Linked DNA regions of Homo sapiens: region 2 is linked to region 1. A link is a loop called in an ENCODE intact Hi-C map of the cell type or tissue named here. Cell type or tissue: psoas muscle. All regions are shown on one strand.

Region 1 (2,500 bases):
CGTTAGGTGCAGGGTGACTAAGTAGAACTGGAACTGAGAACCTGAACCAGACCTCAGGTTTTCCAACTTCTAGCCCAGACTTTCATCTTGATGACTTTCTGCTTTGGTTTCTTTTTTCCTCTTCCATCTTAAAAATCTGAATTTATTTGTAAGTGGGTTCTTACTACCAAATGCCACTGCCCTTGTCCACATTGACATCAGAGGATATAGATTTGCTCTTATTCAGGTTTGTGGAAGCAACAGTTCCCATTTCTCGGTGGATGAGTTCGCTTTCATATTTTCCTGAATATATCAGAGATCTTTATTTAACAGGTGTTATATGGCTCACTGAGGAAATTATCTTCTTATACTTTATAATTAATGAAAAAACTGTCTCTTCTGTTTCTAATATTTGCCATCACCTCCTGGGTTATATGTTTCACTTGAGTCATTAGCACTTTTTGATTTGCAGTGATATGGTAACCGATTAACATTCACTGCAGAATAAAATAACCCCCTGCACAACAGCCTGGGGTCCTATCTCCCAGAAACATCAGGCCACCAGGAGTGACCACCTCTCAGCGCGTTGCCAGGAGGCATCTGGGACCTGACCTTCATTCTCTTACCCCAGAAACCTCTCTTCTCCCGCTAGCCACGTTAGGACTTTCTCCCTTTTTTATATTCCTTGATTCTGTGTAACGGTTAGCACTCCACAAGGTTCTCGTGGTATTCTAGGATTCTCCTGGAAGCCAAGTACTCCAACCACACCTGGAGTAAGAGAGACGTGAAAATGTTCCCGAAGACAGTAGGTGACTGGTTGCTGTACCTAGAATTCATTGAAAAGAGCTATGGTGGGATCTTTGTTTTGTCTTAACATTTTGTAATCTGCATCTCCATGCCCTGAGCCATTCATTGCCTAAAGATCCTTATCTCTAGCTGGGAGAAGAGCTCTTTTGGATAGTGCCACTGCCTGAACCGCCAGCAGGGGGAGCCATGGCAGCGGATTTGCCCGGCACCGGCCAAGATAGGGATGGATTTCTCCGGTTGCTTTGGAAACCAGCCTTCAGAGCCAGTCCTGTTTATTAGCTGCGGAGTTAACGGCCTCTTTGCTAATGAACTCCTCTGATGTCTCTTAAGCATCCTTCTAGTGAATGATGATTTCCCTCCCCACCCTGTGATACCAGATTTTATTTATCTTTAAATCTTTCAAGAAAGTTTAATTTCTCATGGATATAAACCCTTTGCAGTTCTGGCAATTGAAACAACTTTTAAAACTTTTAATGACATCATCAATCAAACATATATAAAATGAGAAGTACTTCTAGGATATTACCTAAAACTTGAGTTTTAAACCATTTAATTGTATTTTTATTAAATTTTTTATGCTATAATACTTCTCCCGTTCACAGGAGGAAGGGGCAGAATCATTCATTCATTTGGTTTTCCTTGTGATAGTGATTTGCATATCCTGTCGATGTTGTTCGTCCAGGGTTGCATTGTCATCTAAGTGGCAATGTCATCTAAGGATTTCACATTTATTACAAATGAGTACAGAGAACATTCACATCTCATTTTGGTTTTTTGTAAATGCACTAATTAGTTTTCTTTCCAATGCCTTCCACTTAGGTTAGGGAAGCAATACTCATCCTTCTCTTTACTAAGTTTTCTTCTTCTAGCTGGATACTTTCTCCATGCAGGAATTCCTCCCTTTCCCTTTCATGTGTCTCTCACCACTTTCCCTTTTAAAGATTCCCCACCCTGCTTCTCGGTAAATATACGAGGAAAAGCATTTCCTGTTTCTGCCCACACGGGAGATGGACTGGACCTTCCAAAACTTGTAGTCGGTACAGACCTGCCCTGCTCTGTGGTTTCTTCTGAAAGGTTGACCCTCCTTGGGTTACTGTCTGTGTCATGTCCCCAAGGCCACTGTCCCTCCCTCCCCTCAGCCTGGAGGAGAGCTCCAGTGTGGGGGGCCACTTGCTGGCAAGTGTGACACAGTTCATTCTGCAGATGGCACCAATGCACTCTCAGCTGCCCCCACCATCTCCAAAGGGCCTCAGAACTCACAGCTGCATTTGCTCAAGTCTACGTGTCATGGACATGTTTTCCCACATCTCCACCGTTCATTTTGGATTATCAGCTCGTCAGCCACTACAGTCCTTGGAAATAATAAAATCCTGTCTACATCTGCAGTTGGTTGTCCCACAGTCGTGGTACGTGTGAAATGTGTGTGTGTGTGCCTGCATGTGTGTAAATTCTTATATGTTGTGCCGTCTACCCTGGGACTCCTGGAGATCGGTCAGGGTCCCGGAGATTTCCAGAAGTGACCCTGAGATGCTCAGTAGCTCGTCTGTGTGTTCCACAGGTTTGGCGTCACCTACTGCCATAACCCCAGTAGCCTCAGCCATTTGCGGTAAAACAAGAGGCACCACACCCGTTTCCAAACCCCTGGAAGGTAAGTCGCCAAGGCCTCGGCCACGCCAAGCCTGATCAGAAGAGGCCTTAGTGATGCTGTCTCACT
Region 2 (2,500 bases), 1.2 Mb before region 1:
GGGTAGACGGCACAACATATAAGAATTTACACACATGCAGGCACACACACACACATTTCACACGTACCACGACTGTGGGACAACCAACTGCAAACGTAGACTGGATTTTATTATTTCCAAGGACTGTAGTGGCTGACAAGCCGATATTCCAAAATGAACGGTGGAGACGTGGGAAAACATGTCCATGACACGTTAACTTGGGCAAATGCAGCTGTGAGTTCTGAGGCCCTTCGGAGATGGCAGGGGCAGCTGAGAGTGCATTGGTGCCATCTGCAGAATGAGCTGTGTCACACTTGCCAGCAAGTGGCCCCCCGCAGTGGAGCTCTCCTCCAGGCTGAGGGGAGGGAGGGACAGTGGCCCTGGGGACATGACACAGACAGTAACCCAAGGAGGGCCAACCTTTCAGAAGAAATTACAGACCAGGGCAGGTCTGGACCGACTGTGCGTGTTGGAAGTCCTGTCCATCTCCCGTGTGGGCAGAAACAGGAAATGCTTTTCCTAGTATATTTACCGAGAAGCAGAGTGGGGAATCTTTAAAAGGGCAAGTGGTGAGAGACACATGAAAGGGAAAGGGAGGAATTCCTGCATGGAGAAAGTATCCAGCTGGAAGAAGAAAACTTAGTAAACAGAAGGATGAGTATCGCTTCCCTAATCTAAGTGGAAGGCATTGGAAAGAAAACTGATTAGTGCATTTACAAAAAAACAAAATGAGATGTGAATGTTCTCTGTACTCATTTGTAATAAATGTGAAATCCTTAGATGACATTGCCACTTAGATGACAATGCATCCCTGGACGAACAACATCGAGAGGTTATGCAAATCACTATCACAAGGAAAACCAAGGGAATAAATGATTCTGCCCCTTCCTCCTGTGAATGGGAGAAGTATTATAGCATTAAAAAATTTAATAAAAAAAACCATTAAATGGTTTAAAACTCAAGTTTTAGTAATATTCTACAAGTACGTCTCATTATATACATATATTTGATTGATGGTGTCAATAAAAGTTTTAAAATTTGTTTCAATTGCCAGAACTGCAAAGGGTTTCCATCCATGAGAAAGTAAACTTTCTTGAAAGATGATAAATAAAATCTGGTATCACAGGGTGGGGAGGGAAATCTTTACTCACTAGAAGGATGCTTAAGAGAAGAGACATCAGAGGAGTTCATTAGCACAGAGGCCGTTAACTCCGCAGCTAATGAACAGGACTGACTCTGAAGGCTGGTTTCCAAAGCAACCGGAGAAATCCATCCGTGTCCTGGCCGGTGCCGGGCAAACCCCGCTGCCATGGCTCCCCCTGCTGGCGGTTCAGGCAGTGGCACTATGCAAACGTGCTCCCCACCTAGCTAAGGATCCTTAGGGAATGAATGGCTCATGGCAGGGAGATGCAAATTACAAAATGTTAAAACAAAACAAAGATCTCCCCCATAGCTCTTTTCAATGAATTCTAGGTACAACAACCAGTCACCTACTCTCTTCGGGAACATTTTCACAGATGTCAATGTGGACAAGGGCAGTGGCATTTGGTAGTAAGAACCCACTTACAAATAAATTAGGGTTTTTAAGGTGGAAGAAAGAAAAGAAACCAAAGCGGAAAGTCATCAAGATAAAAGCCTGGGCTAGAAGCTGGAAAACCTGAGGTCTGGTTCAAGTTCTCAGTTCCAGTTCTACTTAGTCACCCTGCACCTAACGACGTGCTTCTGTTAAAGAAGGGTTGGGGCTCACGTTAAAGGAGTTTAAACATGAGTATCCAGTTCTGTGATCTGATGCAGAAAATTGGCAAATGGTACCTCATTCTGTGAGAGTAAATTATATTTTCACCATTCCAAGATAAGGTAAGAATAGATTTGTTAGAAAGGATTCCCCACTAAGATTTGAGTTAATCACCATTCAGGGATTTCCCACGTCTCGCTCCTTCCCTTCCTTCTACAAACATTCATTATATACCTATAATGAGTTAGGTACTCTTCATAAAAGTGTGGATTAAAGGTTCTGAGAAAAAGAAAAGCTAAGCCTCTATATTTGATGACAAGATGTTAAGAACAAGTGAATGTGAAAACGTATACCACTATGATGGGAAATCTGCTTTTAAATAATAGCTTAGAAAGTGATGGTATGTGCATATAGGTGACAAAGGGAACCCAAATTTTAATCATTTCCTGCAGGATATGAAATAAAGCCCCAAACACTCTTATGAAGCCTCAAAGCTCTCCAGTAACTTTACTAACCAAGTGATATGTAAGTCAGTTTCATAAATTTTTGAATATAGGCATCAAATCAGTTCCAAGAGCTCAGCAGCAGAAGATTGCAGCAGGGACATCCCACTGCCTAGGAACTGAGGACATATTTTAGACATCTATTAAAGCATATCCGGATTTGGCTTTGGTCAGTCAGAGAAATCAGGTTTGATGGAGAAGGACCTAGGAATTAACCTAAAAGGAAGAGGGGATAAACTTCTTTATTGTGAAAGGCTGACTTAGGGTACATGGTTGCCAGGTC

The links. Peaks named below come from ENCODE experiments on the same cell type or tissue, not always from the same donor. Only the 100,000 strongest peaks of a DNase experiment are listed, where the experiment ranks them.
Region 2: it touches region 1 in a loop (14-fold over the local background); 7 of 110 quality-filtered maps call a loop at or near these places.

What each region holds. Positions count from the first base shown.
Region 1 is chr10:30,686,895-30,689,394 of GRCh38, forward strand. No RefSeq gene overlaps it. Among named protein-coding and RNA genes, the nearest start is that of LINC02644, 35 kb to the right of the region's middle. RefSeq lists an enhancer at 608-1,146. In psoas muscle, CTCF peaks have their summits at 942 (motif pointing right) and 1,145; a DNase peak (open chromatin) is centred at 977; H3K27me3 peaks cover 313 bases.
Region 2 is chr10:29,495,267-29,497,766 of GRCh38, forward strand. The region is part of intron 18 of SVIL (supervillin); the gene reads right to left. Among named protein-coding and RNA genes, the nearest start is that of MIR604, 49 kb to the right of the region's middle. RefSeq lists an enhancer at 1,092-1,593. In psoas muscle, a CTCF peak has its summit at 1,307 (motif pointing left); a DNase peak (open chromatin) is centred at 1,285; H3K27ac peaks cover 776 bases.